Regions from separate parts of the Homo sapiens genome. Here region 1 is linked to region 2. The links are chromatin loops, found by intact Hi-C in ENCODE. Cell type or tissue: mammary epithelial cell. All regions are shown on one strand. Each heading gives the region's core, and the rest is flanking DNA. Links, peaks and the distances in the headings are about the cores only.

The links. Peaks named below come from ENCODE experiments on the same cell type or tissue, not always from the same donor. Only the 100,000 strongest peaks of a DNase experiment are listed, where the experiment ranks them.
Region 1: a loop joins it to region 2, with 2.9 times the contacts of the local background. A loop is called at or near these places in 1 of 110 quality-filtered maps.

The regions. Positions count from the first base shown.
Region 1 is chr2:145,056,928-145,065,972 of GRCh38, reverse strand. The region is part of intron 3 of TEX41 (testis expressed 41); the gene reads right to left. The region is part of intron 3 of LOC100505498 (a long non-coding RNA gene); the gene reads right to left. Among named protein-coding and RNA genes, the nearest start is that of LINC01966, 180 kb to the right of the region's middle. In mammary epithelial cell, for the core only: no CTCF peak of the experiment used is centred there; a DNase peak (open chromatin) is centred at 4,902; H3K27ac peaks cover 815 bases.
Region 2 is chr2:144,943,105-144,952,149 of GRCh38, reverse strand. The region is part of intron 3 of TEX41 (testis expressed 41); the gene reads right to left. Among named protein-coding and RNA genes, the nearest start is that of LINC01966, 66 kb to the right of the region's middle. In mammary epithelial cell, for the core only: no CTCF peak of the experiment used is centred there; a DNase peak (open chromatin) is centred at 4,589; H3K27ac peaks cover 2,780 bases.

The DNA.
Region 1 (9,045 bases), core at 2,706-6,705, 110 kb before region 2:
TGTCAACGCCCCTGTTAATATTCTGGGTCTGCAAACATTTCACATCAGATCTCCACATGGAAAAGGGACTGCTCACCTCTACTTTGTAAATTAGCTATATGATTTATCTGTGAGAAACATTTCAAAAATATAGATTCAGAAAGACATCTACCACATGATGGCTTTTCCATATGGCATCTCATAATTATTTTGCTGTGTGTGAACATGATGAAAACAGTTTCATAATCCTCCAAGGGTCAGAGTAAATTATTTCAATTAGACATATTTCAGAGCAAACATTACCTTAGGGTTTATTAATAATATTACCTGAGAAGGAACAGCTGCCTTTTATGCATAAAAAGCTGTCAGCTTCTTACCGCTCCATCTATAGAAACCCTTTTGTGATTTAAAAAAAAATGGCAGATTTTCTCATGCTTTACCTAAACACAGAACTTGGCAGCAGGGACCTGGTTGTAATCCTCAGCTTGGGAGCTGGTGGGTGGATTTTTTTTCTCTATAAACTCTTCTATAAACCACACCAGTCTCCTGGTATTTATTCTGGGTAGTGCTAGAAATTGTACACAGATCCAACAGGCCATGTAAAGGAGTTTTGTAACTTCCTGAAACCCTTTCATGCAAAATCCTTACTCTGAATGCAATTCCAGAAAGATGGGACATTACAGCAGCTTAAAAGGAAAGGTTTGCTCTGTTGTCTTTTTCTCCTCTACAGTGGAGCCTTGCAAATATGAAATAGGTCAATTGGGGCAACATAATAACAGCAACTAATACGAAATTAATTGACCTATATTGAAAATGCAATGCCCATTGAAATGGCTTCAGAGCTAAATCACGTAGATAGCTATATTAATAATAATTAAGGATTGGAATTTTTCTCTGTAGATGGGCTGTCACTTTATAAGAGTTAGTTGGAGCTACATATTACTGCAGCACATCAATTAAGTTTCGCTTTATTATAACCACAAGTCTCTGAACATGCATATTAAAAGATCTCAAGGCACAGAGTCTATGAGACGTGTGGAAAACAGAGTAGAAATACTCTGTGTGTCTAAGAAATGTATCATCTTATCACAAGCTTTTCTTGCCTCCCACCCCAAGATAATGACATGATGACAATGATAATGTGATGATGATAATGATTATAATAATGGGATGATGATTTTGATAAGGGCTTCTCACCAACATGTCCTGCTTTTGGCAAAACTTTCCTAAGGCAAAAGCATATTTATCTTGGCAGAACTGGCAAAGAATGTATTTTTTAGGAATTTGTTGCTGGTTGGATGAAAGATGGTATGGTAGGTAGTAGAATTAGTCAACATCAACTATTCAAATATTACTCTCTTGGCATTGAGACCCAGTGAGGCTTCAAATTCTCAGAGGATCTTAGCTGAGGCAATATCTGTGACCTTATGAGTATTTTTTGAGATAAACTAGCATAAGTAGTGTGACTGAAATTTCGAAGGAAATTTAAATGTAAACACACAACTTTCAAATACTTGCAACCAACATTCCTTCTCACAAACATACATGAAGCCATAGATAAAGCAGTCCTTTACCAAAGACATCAGGGAAATGCTGTGAGGAGAAGAGGGTAATCAGAAAATTTTCTTATATTTGTTTATTTTGCCAATGAATATTATACAGCTGTGGGTGAAGCACTGTATTTTGAGGAATAGAAATGAAAATTGCAATCAGAAAAGTTATTTGCATTATTCATTTCTATTTCATTTTAGGAAAATATCAATAAAAATGGGGAACATTATAGAATTTAAAAGAACCCTTGTATTATATTTTCTACATTCCTTATAGAAGGGCAGAACATCTCGTATGCTTTGTTGCAACTATTCCAGAAAAAAAAAAAGACAAACACCATAATCATTGCTTCTCAATCCTACAATCTTATGCTTTCCAGTTCTCCTTTTTTCTCTCTCTCTTTTGGCACTCTGGCATGTCAGATTCTTGTTTTGTACTTGTTTTGACCCCAACTAAATGGTGGAGCACTAATAAGCAAAAGTAGAGCCATAACTGGATCAGGAGAGATCTGAAAACATAATCATGCCACAGATGAACCATTGGCAATAGTTCAATGCTTACTTATGGCACCAATTGATTTCTTCCCATAGTGGCCACCATCTAAGTAAATGAACAATCATCTACTCAGTTGCTCAGAAAAAAAAAAAACAACCTGAGAGTCATCGTTGACTGCTCTCCTTCTCTCACACCCCAAATCCAAATCAACAGCAAAACTGTCAGTTCCTAATCAAAACATATTTAAAATTCAACAACTTATCATCTCCGTGGCTATCACCATAAGCAAAGCCAGTACCATCATTTTTCTGTGCTACTGCAATAGTCTCTCAGTACTCCTCATACTACTTGCTTCTATGATATTTTTACTCTCTATAATTTGGCCTCCACACAGTTGTCTGTGATCTTTCTAAAAGATACATTATATCATGTTCCTACCCTCAACCTTCCAATGCCTTCCCATTATACTTAGAATAAAATTTGAAATCCTTATCATGGCTTCTAAGTCATGAGATTCTGACAACCACTCTGACTTAATTTCCTATCATACTTCAACTCACTCACTGCACTCCAACAACCCTTGCCTTCAAATTCCTCTACACCCCAAAACCCTTCCTATATCAGGGCTTTTACTTTCTGTTTGGAATACTTGTATTCCAGATATTTGCATGGCTCACTTTCTTTCCTCAACCACCTTTCTACCCAAATTTAATCTTCCAGAGTATAACTTTTAACAATCCCACCTAGAATATTCTGCCATGTCAATGTCTGTAATGGTTAAGTATTTTTTTGGAGGTGGAGACAGTCTTGCTCTGTCACTCAGGCTGGAGTGCCTTGGCACGATCCTGGTTCATTGCAGCCTCAACGTCCTGGGTTTCAGCAATCCTCCTGCCTTGGCCTCCCAAAGTGCTGGGACTACAGGTGTGAGCCACCACACCTGGCTGTAATGGTAAATTGCATGTATCAACTTGAGTGATCTAAGGGATGCCAAGAAGCTCATAAAACATTAATTCTGGGTGTGTCTTTGAGGGTGTTTCCCAAAGAGAGTGGCTTTTGATTTGGTAAACTGAGTAAGGAAGATCACCCTCACCAATGGGTATGGGCATCGTCCATTCTGTGGAGGGCCCCAGTAGAACAAAAAAGTGGAGACAGGACAAATTTTTTCTCTTTGCTCAAACTGGGACATCCATTTCCTTCTGCCCTTGGATATTAGCAACCCTGGTTCTTGGGCCTTCAGAACCTGACTGGGACTTATATCATTGGCCCCCAGTTCTCAGGCCTTTGAATTTAGACTGGAACCTATATCTCTTGGCTCTCTCGGTTCTCAGGCCTCTAGGCTTGAACTGGAACTGCACCACTGGCTTTCCTGGGCCTCCAGCTTGCAGACAGCAGATCATAGGATTTCTCAGCCTCTATAGGCTTCTGAGCTAATCCTTCATTGATAATAAATCTCTTTCTATATATCTGTGTGTGTACATCCATCCATTTATCTATCATCTATCTGTCTATCCATCCATCCACCCCATCCTTCCATCCATCTATCCATCTATGTATCCATTTATCCATCTATCTACATTTCCCATTGGTTCTGCTTCTCTAGAGAACCTTCACTAATACACTATCCTTTTACCTTACTTCATTTTTATTGCTAAAACATACTTGACATTTTAATATATATGAGCTACATTTATTTACTTACTTGCTTACTTAATTATCATGTATCTTCTATCAGAATATAAGCTCCATGAGGTCAGAGACTTTAGGAGTTTACTTATCACCGTATTCCCAGCACCTAGAACATTTCCTAGCACATACTGGATACCAAATAAACATCCATGATCTCAATGATTATATTTGACTCAATTTAAAGGTTTGAAATACATGAAACTAAGATAACAACAGGACATGTCATGTAGTTTCATCTGCCCTTTTTCCATGTTAAGGGAAGTAAATGTGTATTCAATCGTTATCTAAAAAACTGATGAACCCACCTGAAGGTAATACCTTGTATTGTCCTTAACTCCATACCTACCCCCCAAATACCAGGTAATGCATTGACTGTCTTTGGGTTTATCTATTTCTTATCAAAGTATCTTGTCTACTTTTCATGTTTAACTCTGAGATCATACACTTTCAGGTTCTGCTTGTGTACCATTGAAAGACTTGAGCTACATGTTCTCCAAGATCCCTTCTAGCTACATAATGCTACTGAAAATGTAGAGAAAGATAGAGCCAGTGGTGACTCAAGTTATTTAATATGCCTCTATGTTCTAGTTTATTAGTTACCCTGTCTATAATTTTAATATGCAACTATAGTTACTTGATAGCCTAGATTTTCACTTGCTAATTGAATACAACTTACAATGTTATGCATTCTCATCGAATGTCCCTGATAAGTCTCACAATCAAAAGAGTGAGTGGTAATCAAAAGACTAGAAAATAGCCCTGATACCTAATGTGTCACACACTATTCAACCTAAGCAGGTTGTCTTCCTTTTGTAATTTCATTGCCCAACTTATAAAATAAATTTGATGCACAAAATACTTACTGAAATCCTTTTAATATGGTCTTATTTCCAGGACCATATTCCAGGTTTCTTGGAAGAAGGCACTAAGAATGATTTTGATAAGTCAAGTACATCAGAATAAGAGGTAGCATTGGTCAGAGGGAGAAATTGAACACCCATGGAGGTCTAATAAAACCTTGGCCAAAAGCTCAGGTGCATATAGAGCCCTTCAGAGTTCTCCTGCCTTAGGCAGAATATGATGGATATTTACATCCGCCTCAATCAATCATTGTATCAGGGCAAGGAGTAGGGTGGGGCAAGAACATGTCTTGGAACACGCAGCTCACATAAAACTTTGGAAACCCTGGAGGAGCTGACTAATGGAGGCTGTCTTCCAGCAATTGAGTCAACAAGTCCTATCTTGTAGGGGGATCGGGGTGACACATTTCCATCCCTTCTGGTCACAGCACCATGTAGCAATTCCTCTTATATGTTTTACATTAATGCAAAAGAATAAGATATGTCCTTTATGGGCACTTTTCAAAGACCACTAATATGATACTCTATGTGTATTATTGTGCATTCTATTTTCAATCTATAATGGGCAATGGTAATAAACATTTATGATCTACATTGAGGTGTGCATGTATCTGCAAGTGCCCATGGGCTTGTGTGCATAAGAGAGCCTGAAGTATGTCAAAGGTCATTTACAGACTAATATCCATAATAGAACAGAGCAATTACCAATTCATAAATTGTGCTTTGGCTAGACTTCTCCTTTCTAGACTTTTCAAGAGCATTGGCTTTAGCTATGGGCCTACTTAATTGGCTGCGTTTGAATTTTACAAACCTCACATCTCACGCTATTGTAAAGGGTTCATCAACATATTCATATATGTAGCTATCATAAAAACAGATGTCTACTTAAAAATAACATAATTCTTAAATTTTTCTAAGTGTTCTTTGCTGTCATTATTATTTGGCCTGGAACTACTAATCATAGAATGTACCATAATTATTCTTCCCTTTTTGCCCTTTCCACTTAAATAGTTTAAAAATCATGTTGTTGTTGTTTTTTTTTTCTCATTTTTTGAAATACTTAACCAATTGGCTTAGCCCTTTTTTTTCTTTCTGTGTCACCTTTTAATACAGGTTTTCATCACCTCTGCAAAAGGGATTTTTTTTCTCCCCAGTGAAAAAGATGGATTGGTAAGTGGCCCTACAGCCTATAAACTGTTTCCTTTTAATTCAGGCCCGAGCAGTTTGGCCTGGCTCACATTCAGGTAGTATATAACTTGTCTGAACTCTTTCTAAAGGGCCTCCTGCTTGTGTATTTATGTCTGAACACTTGGGTGAGCCTTGAAACAGCCTCTCTACAGAGTGATGGGATGTTTGCTCACCTCCAGCCCACATTGTAATGAAGCATGCCCCTTGCTTTTAAAATCCTGAGGTTCTGACCTCTCCAGGTGAGGCTTTCCCTGGAAATGGCCCCCAGAGGCTACTCCCAACTGCACGGTTTATGTGTGGGACACCAGTAACTATGTTCAATCTTAAGGGTTTTCTTTCTCTTTACATTGTCAGCTGCTTTCATGTTCCAACATAAAGGCCCACACAGGAAGTATTAGGAGAGATTTCTAGACCTCCTAAAGCTAAACCTGGTAAAGCTTTCCTTTAACATTCAAATATTCAAAAGAACTTTGTGTAAATTACAAATTTTGCAGTAGTGTATTCATTTGAAGAAGAGTGGTATAATATGCAAAATAACAAAAGAAATTTTTTCATCATAAATGTCATTGCCAAGAACAGGAACTGATGTTACTTGGCTTTGATCTTTGTTTTCTTCCCCTTCCTCCACTGCTTAATTCAATTATGTATCCCTCCTTTACATAATGCAAGCACCACTCCTCCAACTCCTCCTTAATTACAGACTATTCAGGGATCCTGGATGTCCTGAGATAGAGCCAGTATATTTTGGCCTTGTTTTATTCAAACCTCTACCAGGTACTGCATGTTCAAGACAATTTTCCTTTTAAGCGCCCTCCCCACCCCCACCAAAATCAGACTACATAGATAATAGCTCATTCAGTAATCAGTAGATTCTGAAGTGGTTGAAATGTATTTGAAAATTAATGGATAGATTGAGACAAAGAGGCTACTTAGATTTCTTTGATGAGATGATACAGCAACTTACATCTAACCTAACTGTCTGCTACTCCCTCTCGCCCAATTAACTATGCAATTGCAAATTTTATGAAAATATTTCAAACTATATTTATATTATGGCCTTGTCAAATACAGTTTTTAAATAATTTTGGCTCAGGATTGAAGATTTAAAGGAAAAGTGAAAACTTCTCTGTCCTTTATAGGTTACCTTTTTACCTAACACTTGGACTACCATCAATTATTCTGCTCATTTTGGGAGGAAAAGTGAGAAGAGTTATGGAAGGATAATATTTGTAAAAGGAGACAGCAACACATCATGATAGACTTTACAGCATGTTTCTGTGCTAAGCCTACTACACAGCAAACTAAACTCAAGACAGTCCTGTCCTCTACCATCTGTGACTGGAAAAAGAAGATAGGAACAAATAAAAAAGCATTAAGCAAGGATTCGTAAATGTAGTTAGATATCTAAAAATGATAGTTGTGAAAAGGTATCTGTGGGATGAACTGCAGTCTCTCTTTTAAAGTGTTATGTAAAAAGAATTTTAATTGTGATGATGAAGTATGACTTTAGGGAGCCAAACAAAGTCTTGTCTGAGAGAAAGACCAGAGGATGAGCTGGTCAAGATCCCTCTTCCCTCCAGTACAGTGAGTCAACTTCATATTAACCATTCTCTGATTAGCAATCTTTTTTATTTTTCTTTCCTTGGTTCAAAACATTTCCATAAATTGCAATTATTTCCCACAGTGTCAAATATATTTTCCTTGACAAAGGTGACTATTAGGTATTAAAGTCTAATCTCATAAGAAATTTGTGAATTGTTAAGCCTATTTCTTAACTAGTCAAGAGCAAATCCTTCCTTCTCACAACTTTTCATGCTAATGTTGCATGTTATCAACTGCATGTCAGCAGAAAATTCTTTAGGCAAAGATGTTCCCTTCAGAAGAGAACAAGGGCAGTTACTCTGCTCTAAATGTATCATGATGGACTTTGATCTTTCCTGTCTCTTCAGATATCTTTTATTTTTACCCAGAAAAAGTTGTCCATTTGTTCAATTGTAGAGATGAAAATATTAATTTAAACCAAAAGCATATTGCAGGAAAAGCAATCCAATTACAAAAAGCCATTTATACAGAAAAAGTATACTTTCAAATAAAGTAGTGAAAAGGTCACCACAAATCTTTATAGGCTAAGAAAATGGAATCAAATACATAATGTTAAAAATGTACAGAAACAGTTTTTTATAGAGGACTAACACTGTTCTGTTATTGATGCCTCTAGTAGATCAAGAGAAAAATGGAGACCATTTGAAAATTAACTAATACAGTTAAATTAACAAATATACTTTCAACTGGGCACAGTGGCTCACACCTGTAATCTCAGCACTTTGGGAGGCCAAGGTAAATGGATTGCTTGCACCCAGGAGCTTGAGAGCAGCCGAACAACATGGCAATATCCTATATCTACAAAAAAGGCAAAAAATTAGCCATGCATGGTAATACACATGTGTAGTCCCTGCTACTTGGGAGGCCAAAGTAAGAGGATTACCTAATCCTGAGAGGTTGAAGCTGCAGTAAGCCACGGTCATGCTGCTGCACACTCCAGCCTGGGTGGCAGAGGAAGACCCTGTCTCAAGGAAAAAAAAAAAAAAAAAAAAAAAAAAATATATATATATATATATATATATATATATATATAATTAAATTAAATTTAAAAATGTACTTTCACTATAAACTCTACAAAGAATATAGAATATATCATATTTATAAAACATGCAGAAAAAATAGGCATGTAGAGTTTTGGAAAATATTTTAGTATATTCCACAATGCAGAAATTATTTAGGGTACATTGTCTGACTAACATAAAATAATATAAGAAATAATAATAAAAGGCTAAAGAAACAAAACAAGCAAAAACTCTAACCATTAGAAAAGTTGCTATAATTTTTCTAAATAACTTTGTTCAGACCAAAAAAGAAATAAAAGTTAACAGTTAAAGATAATTTAGAAAATAATAAAAATTAGTATATTACATTTTAACTTTTATGAGATGCAGCCAAGGTGGTATGAAGAGACAAAATCACAGCCTTGTAATATTTTTGCAATTAAATAAGAAAAAAATGAAAATAAACCAAGAGTTCAATTCAAGAAGTTAGAAAAAGAAAACCCACTTAAGGGAAATAGAAGAAAGATAATAGTGAAGATAAAAGTAGAAAATGATTTATTATAAAAGAAAAAGATAATGTAAATATTAAATAAATTCAAGAAGTATAAAAGAAGAGAAAAATTCCCGGCAAATAAAACCCAGAAAGAAACAATGATTCAAATTATAATGATAAATACCTGTGA
Region 2 (9,045 bases), core at 2,681-6,680:
ACTTGTATACTCTTTCTGTGCTTACCTTGCTCCAATTTATTTAAGTAGCATGTTCCCTTAGAACACTTATTTTCTTCCCTAATAAGACCAGCCCTTCACTACATAGCCCAAAGGGAATGCCTATGCCAGTAGGTCCATTTTTCTCTGGAATTCTTGGCTATTTAGTACAATGATCACTAGTCAATCAATAACAATACTATCTGTGCTACTTTTGGCCTCTCAAGGACTCTAAGGTTATGCTGTCTGATACGAGGGCCACTAGCCACATTGAGCACTTGACATGTGACTGGCTCGAAACCAAGATATGCTATAAGTGAAAATACACACTGAACTATGAAGACTTAGCATGAAAAAAATAATAGAAATATCTCATTAATAATTTTTATTCTTATATGTTGAAATTAAAAGTAGGTATATTCAATAAAGTATAGTATCAAAATTAATTTCACCTGATTCCCTTTACTCTTTTGAATGTGACTAGAAAACTTAACATTACATATTTGGCTCGCTTGTATTTGTGGCTGACATCTGTCTACCAGAGAGCATTTCTCTAAAGTCTCAATGAATCTCTGGTAGCTCCTGAATTTTCACTGTGTATCTTATAAGCTAGATAGCAATACATAAAATTACCTAGCTTCTCTAATCTTTAGTTACCCAGCATGCCCAATTCTACTATTTTCTAGGCTTGCTGTAGGAATTGCATACTATGATGCTTTCAAATTCCCAGGAGAGAACCAGGGTTTCTCAATGATCTTTTCACACCACCACTCCCCACTGACTCATCCTCAAATGCAGTCACAACCTGGAAGCAAAGAATAATGCAGCCATTCTTTGTGAGAAAAGAGACAACTCACTCTAACTGAAAATGCATTTGAAAAAATGTCAATCCTTCAACTTTTCCTGCCTGCTTTATATGGAGACCATTTACAAACTCCTTCAAACATTGAAATTGGATAAATGCTAGTTTACTTAAGTTGCAGTTAATAAATAGCCAGTGATCAGATGATCCAATTAAAAATGATTGGCCGGGCATAGTGGCTCATGCCTGTAACCCCAGCACTTTGGAAGGCTGAGGCAGGCAGATCGCCTGAGGTGAGGTGTTCCAAACCAGTCTGGCCAACATGGTGAAACTATGTCTCTACTAAAAATACAAAAATTAGCCAGGCATGGTGGTGGGCACCTGTAATCCCAGCTACTCAGGAGGCTGAGACAGGCGAATGGCTAGAACCCAGGAGGTGGAGGTTGCAGTAGCCAAGATTGCACCACTGCACTCCAGACTGGGCAACAGATTGAGACTCCGTCTCAAAAAAAAAAAAAAAAAAGAAAAGAAAAAGAAAAAAGAAAAAAAAAAGATTGACCCAACTGAGTGGAGAAAGTATAGATTACATTGAAATCAATCAATCAATCAAGTACTTGCAGAACTTTAGGCAGTAGAATTTCTAGAAAATAAAAACAAGGCCGAGCACGGTGGCTCACGCCTATTACCCCAGCACTTTGGGAGGCTGATGCGGGCAGATCACCTGAGGTCAGGAGTTTGAGACCAGCCTGACCAGCATGAAGAAACCCCATCTCTACTAAAAATACAAAACTAGCTGGGCGTGGTGGCGCATGCCTGTAATCCCAGCTACTCGAGAGGCTGATGTGGGAGAATCACTTGAACCCAGGAGGCAGAGGTTGCAGTGAGCCGAGATCGTGCCACTGCACTCCAGCCTGGGCAACAAAAGCAAAACTCCATCTCAAAAAAATAAACAAATAAATAAAAATAAAAGCAAATAAATTAGCACTCAAATTGTTAAACTCAAATTCTAAATAAACCTACATGATTGTATGTTTCATGTTGGATTTATAACAGCAAAGATGTCATTACTTTTAATCCATTGACAGGACTCATTTTAGGATGAAATACAGTTAAGCACCTGACAAAAATAATTTAAATATATTTATGATCTTATTCATGTGGTGATTTTTTCTTCACCAGAAGTTTTCTCATCTGTATTACTCTAAGGAAAATTTCATACTTTTGATAAGTGCTGTCAGTTCTAAGGTTTGATATTAAAATTTGGGATAGAAATGTGTGATATTTGGCATTTTTATAGGGTTTTTTCACATAAACAAGAAAACTAAATTACCATAAGCACCCATACACACTGAAAATTTATTTAGAAAACACCTGAAAATAGAACCCATATGTCCATAGTCTTTAAAATGGACTCTGGTAAAATATTAATTAAAACCAAAAACCCCTTTGGGAGGCCGAGGCGGGCGGTTCACGAGGTTAGGAGATCGAGACCATCCTGGTTAACATGATGAAACCCTGTCTCTACTAAAAATACAAAAATTAGCCGGGCTTGGTGGCGGGTCCCAGCTACTAGGGAGGCTGAGGCAGGAGAACAGTGTGAACCCGGGAGGCGGAGCTTGTGGTGAGCAGAGATCATGCCACCGCACTCCAGCCTGGGTGACAGAGCGAGACTCTGTCTCAAAAAAAAAAAAAAAAAACCTTTGACACAGGTTGCCAGGCCATATTGGTGGGAAGTGGGGAATGGTGAAGCAAGATGGTGGGGTTTGGGGTGGTAAAAAATACTTATCTTGAAGTTTTATTCATATTCTTGATAAATATTTTTAAACCAAGACATTTATTGCGTGGAGAAATAAGATGGCAATTGAATATCTGCTTGACTCCTAAAGATGTCTAATTTGTTCTAAGTTGCAGATCCCAATTCCCTCGTTTCAGTATATGCTGTACTATGTGTTCACATCCCCGAGAGCTGAATTAATTGACTGGCATAGCTTTATCATGAAACAGTGCAAAGACTATTTAGCAAACTCAGATATTTCTATATTTACTGAAGATGTTCTCCATGTGTTACTCAGTTGCAGGCAATTATTACAGGAACGATAATTCATATACCAGAACTGTCTTGTCTAATTCAGAAAGGCAGCAATTTGGACTTTATTAAGAAGACACCTATGAACTTTTTAGAAGTTGCAGTTTGATACATATTTAGTAGAAATGTGGTTTGCATATGACTGAAGAATGAAGAACAATAACTAGATAAGACTCTAGTGCAAAAGTCAATCCCTACTACATTAAATTAGCTTAAAATACTAACAAAGCTTCCATCCAATTACTGAGCCATAGAAGGAACAGATAATGAGGATTTCTGCTTTCATTTTCTATAAATACAGGTAAAATTACCTGATCTGCTTACTGAATAACTTTTGAATTGCCAATTTATTTTCTAATATGTATGTGATGAAATTTTGAGAGCTGTAAAATACTTATCTGGTAATTGGGAGATTTAGATATGTTCCCTTAAACCCCATATGCCATAGGGCACTGGTATTTGCTAAGTTCACAGGTTTATTCATATGTAAATAGAAATAATGCATTTTAAAGCCACAAGTCTGAACAGAAAACTGAGAGGAGGGTATGAGTATATGCGATACTTCTGGGCTTTGAGATAATGAAATAACAGATCAAACTTTCCTCTGTTTTAAAGAGTGTGATTAATACTTTTGAAAGTGCACTGGGCACCTATGTATTGCCTGATATCAATCATGAAACCCCAAATACTCCAAAGACCCTTCTAGCAATACTTTCAACCCTTCAGAAAATACCCAGTAATGGGACTTTTCTGAGAACGCCTGTCTTCATGTGATTTCCAACTCTGTTTCAATACCAAACAGACCTGAATGCTTATCAGATCTGATCCAAACTGCCAAGAGCTCTTGATTCTGCCCATCTGTCATGAGGTTATTGGTTCAAGACAATAGTAAGACACAGAACAAGAGACATAGTCAGTTGGAGAAAACAATGTTTTCAACTTTCTGCTCCTTTTCTTTACTGTCTACTGAATGGCAAGCTGTATGCTTCCAAACTGACTTGAAGTTGAATCTAAAATTTCAAATCAACTAACTTCCTTGAGGAATTAGGTACCAAAATTTAAAAACTGTTGTAACTGCTTTTAGGTTACTCACTCATTTCCCTCTTTCTCTCTCCACTTTTTTCTCTCCTTCTCCTTCCCTTTTTCTTCTATCCAGCCTTTGATGTAAAAGAAATGCCAAAAACAAACTTTGTAAACTTACGGGATATAAGATCTTTATGGATATAGGCTGTTTCACTGAAGGAAAAGACTGGGAATTTATAGAAAGTTACAACAGGGTTTCATATGAAGTGTGGAGTTTGTATTTGCAGAATTAAAGAACTTCTTCATTATAATATTCTTTTATCTCACCTCGTGTCATTAAAATATAGGACACCAGCAGTAAAACTAAAAGTAAATATGCACATATCTTTATCTGTGTAAGGAAGCTATAAATTTCCCTCACTGATAACAGCTGTACTACAGCTATCATTTGAATAGTGCAGCTGCCACAACAATATCAAATTTTATAGTTAAAAAGCAGTCAAAACGTTAATGTTACAGTGGAGGTAGATATATATTGCACTATAAATAAGCATCCTCTAATGAAGAAATGAAGCAGGTTTATTTTTTTCTTAAACATACCATTGAATAGAGTGTATCTGACTCACTGAAATGTATCATAATATAACTCATCATACTTGGATATCTATAATACAAAAGTCCGATTTATACCAATTAGGCTGACTTTCATTGAGACATGTGAGAACTTGAAAACCCCTGGCCTGGGAATCTAACTGTAATTCAATGTTTGTTTTGTTTTATTTTGAAAGAAAGAAAAAGAAAGAAAGAAAGAAAGAAAGAAAGAAAGAAAGAAAGAAAGAAAGAAAGAAAGAAAGAGAAAAAAAGAAAGAAGGAAGGAAAGGAGGAAGGAAGGAAGGAAGGAAGGAAGGAAGGAAGGAAGGAAGGAAACGGAAAGGAAAGGAAGGGAAGGGAAGGGAAAGGAAAGGAAGGAAGGAAGGAAGGAAGGAAGGAGAAAGGAAAGGAGGAAAGAAAGAAAGAAAGACAAAGAAAGAAAGACAGACAGACTCACTCCCATGGATCTTTGGAAGGATTTGGTGGTCTTTTCCTTCCTTCAAACCCTTTTTAAATTTGTGGGTTTGATTGGCAGAGGTGAGAGATACGGGTATGTGCAATTTGGGGAAACTGAGTTTCGCAAGGTTTAAACCTAAAATGACTAGGTCCAGAGCAGGCTTTTTCAGAGCCAGGTGATCTCAATCTAAAGACGGCATCCTGAGGGTTATCCTGCCTCTCTCAATGGTTTGTGGGATGTGGTTTTTGGGCTGGACATGAAGCTGCCAATACAAAAATTGAGCTTTCCACACACATTTTGAAGAAGTCAGCTCCCCTGAGGGGGGGAAGAACAAGGGTGTTTATAAATATGCAAAATTTAGAAAACAAATCAAGAGGTGTTTTTAGACAGATTTTTGAAAGACAGAAATCTTTTTTGTTTTGTTTTGTTTTTTGTGTTCCACCAGCTGGTCAGTTGATATCACACAGGATGCTTAAGTAACATGGAGAAAAACCTGAGTCTCTGGGCCTCATCTTTGTGAATGGATCAGATGGCTCCATTAATGAGCAAAGACAGTTATACTGACCAGTCTTGAAATTCTGTTAAAGGAGCCTACCACACCTCTGGAAGTCTTGTGCATGTGTGCATATCATGTTATGCTCAGCCAGCTGCCATGTGGCAATACTAAAGTGACCTGTTTTAATTGCTGCCTTCTTCCTCTGTGTCGTAATTATTACATGCAGGGAAGCTACTTGAAGTAAAGGGCCACTCACACTATGCAGCTTTAACCTTTTGCTCATGGCACTGCTATCTGAAAATATAGTCAGACCAGCTCAAAGACTGCCACAAATGAAGCAGTAAAGGTGGGGCCCACAATACCAGAAGATCCTGTAAGTGAAGTTCCATTTCTAGGCATACAACAATTCATCACTGAGCTGTGTTTCTGTGAGAAAATCATGCAGCAGCAAAAAATTGCACAGGTGTATGTCATATACCATGCCTCTCTGTCAGAGTCTGTTCAAAGAACAGTCATTGGGGTAAGAACAAACTTAGTGACTTGGACTAACTTCAAGTTCAATTGGTACTGATTTAAATTGCCCAAGAATATACACTGGAACATTTGGGATAGTTGTGACACTGAACATTTTATCAAATATTTACTAAGTTCCCACAGGTCTATATGCTCAAATATATAAGTATTATTTACTTATAGATAAATAATGCTAGTGTTTCCTCGAGGCCTACAAGGGATAGAAAAAGATATTTCCATCTGTCTGTGTACGCAGAGGAAAAGCGTTTTAAGTACAAAGTGCTCCTGGTTCTCAGGGAAGCAGTGATTTATTAAAAGAACACCAGGGCATTTTACTAGACAGTGTCAAACACACGCTTTCATTTTATTGTCATAGCCACTGTAGGAAGGGGATATTATATATTTCCCATTTTGCAAATGGAAACCTGAGGCTCATTTCTGCTACTTTGAATGGGGAAAGACTTGAAGATGAGTGAGTTTTCAATACTCGGAGATGATTAAAGTGATTTCAGTCCTAGAGATCAGCATGAACAGAGACCCAAAGGCATGAAAACACCTGGCATATTTGAGCAAAAGTAAATGGTCATGTGCCTGGTACCTAGGAGGTGTGAGCATGGTAGTAGGAAGTCACTGGGTAAGTGCAGAGGAGGAGGAAAGAGAACAAAGGTGATAGAGCAAAGCCTCAGACTATAACTTTACCTGTGGATCAACGCATTTAGAAATGGAGTCATGGGCCGGGCGCGGTGGCTCACACCTGTAATACCAGCACTTTGGGAGGCCGAGGTAGGCGGATCACAAGGTCAGGAGCTCGAGACCATCCTAGCTAACACTGTGAAACTCTGCCTCTACTAAAAATACAAAAATTAGCCAGGTGTGGTGACGTGTAATCCCAGCTATTCGGGAGGCTGAGGCAGGAGAATCGCTTGAACCTGGGAAGCAGAGGTTGCAGTGAGCCGAGTTCGCACCTCTGCACCCTAGTCTGGGCGACAGAGCAAGAACTCTGTCTCAAAAAAAAAAAAAAAGAAAGAAAGAAATGGAGTCATGGTCTACAGAGGAAATAAATACAATTCTGGGGGAGGAAATACAAATGCCTTGTTAGGACCTATAACTTAGTAAATTGCAAAATACGCCGCTCCCCCGTCTCATTCCTGAGCTCTTTGCCTGCTTCTGTGTTTAAACTGCATTCTGTATAAAAATGAGTCACTTGAAAAAGAAATGCATATATATATATTCTATTATATACACACACTCATCTGTTGTCTTTTTTCTGGGGTGGGGAAGCATCCCTTCTCTGAACCAGAGCATATTGTTCCACAAAGCAGAATGGACACAAAAATGAATGACTGTTAGTGTCTCCATGCCATCCTAAGATAATAAGCACCTTTGAAGGGGTATTCATTGTTTCAGGCCCCAGAGGGACCATTTACTGCCTGGAGATAATAATGTTCCCATGTATCCCCAGGATACCTGGGAGAATCTGACTCACTATGCAAAAATATTGATGAGAGCTTTAGATAAAAAGGAGTAATAAACAACAAATCTACAGAGGAAAGCACCCTCTGCAATGTTGTAAGCAAGACTCCGGGTACAGGAAGATATTTTCTCTCTGTATTTTGGTAATTTAACAGTCAGTGTGGTTACAATCTTGAAATCAGCCTGAACTTCTATGGATGAAAATGCTACAGAGTCTCAGAATGCCTCCATGGAGACAGGAACAAGGAAAGCTAGAGAAGGCTCTGGGTTGTGAGGAGTGGGTGGGGGAAGCCATCCCCCAAAGACCTAACCACTGAGAAATATTATAATTTGAATAATTTTTTAAAATTAAGCCTATTGTCAGATAACTTGGGGTGATAAATCTTTCCATTCCCCAACTTACTTTCCTAAGAAACCTCGTGGCATGGCAGCAAACACATCCAACAACTATTGCCAGATAATGACGAATCTCTGATATATTTTGTCACATTGCAGTCTATGTTGCTAGTTTCATATTTACAAGCAAAATTGTTACCTCAAAATATGAAACACTGGCATTTAGAGAAATATAGAAATTACTCACTTCCCTGGAATTCTGCATGACAAATTAGAACTATGCTTTAACTCTAATAAGTGTAGCTGTAACAGTTTTCATAAACATTCTTGAGATGTTCTTCTGGAGTAGCTTTATTTTGGCACCCTACTTTTCCTGCTTAAACAAATGAAAAGGTTGGCTGATATTGTCAAAATACAGCACTTCTGGTGAACCAAGAGCCATTTATTAAAATAATGTATTGATGCAGTGTCATAAAACACAAAATCATATTTCTGCAGGAAAAACCTATTACCCTAAGCCAAGATTATTTTATTTTAAAAGAAAAATTATTACAGTTGTCGATTCTGAAAGTTAGATGATGTGGTTCCGACCTTGGCCCTTCAGAGACTAACCAGGCAGCTTTTAATGCACCGTAATATGTTATGTAAAAGATATATTTGTATAATTAACAAGCCTTGTCTTAGTAGAAATGCATTAGCTTCAGGTAGATTCTGTATCTCTCATGATTCAAAATGACTAACTTAATAAAAATACAAATGTGATTTTCTCTAGTTGTGCAGAGACATTAAATAACACATAGCCAAAGTGTGACAAACACACAAACACACTCTCTCACTCTCTCTCTCTCTTTCTGTCTGTCTCTCTCTGTCTCTCTCTGTCTCAAACTCCTCCTGCAGGGTCAGGGCTCTCCAGAGCTAACCATTTTCCTGACATCGTCTTAATCTTGTCCTTTGTCACAGCTCTGCACTTTTTGCTCTAAAGGTTTCTGCACTAAAAAGTGAGGAGGTGAAGCCATAGTTCAATTCAATTTATTTTTATATTGCCTCTCATACAAAGGCTCTCAAAACGCTTTACAGTAAGAGATAAAATAATCATATAACACTTGCCCATATTGGAAATAGCCACAATCACCCAGACGGCAAGGGGGTAAAGCTATGTGCACAGTCATGGGTCAAAGTCCCTGGCGAAGCACCCCTCGTTTAGAAGCCATATAAACGAACATTTCAGCAGGGTGACGTGGCCATATAATATCACTTGCTGAGCCCCACAT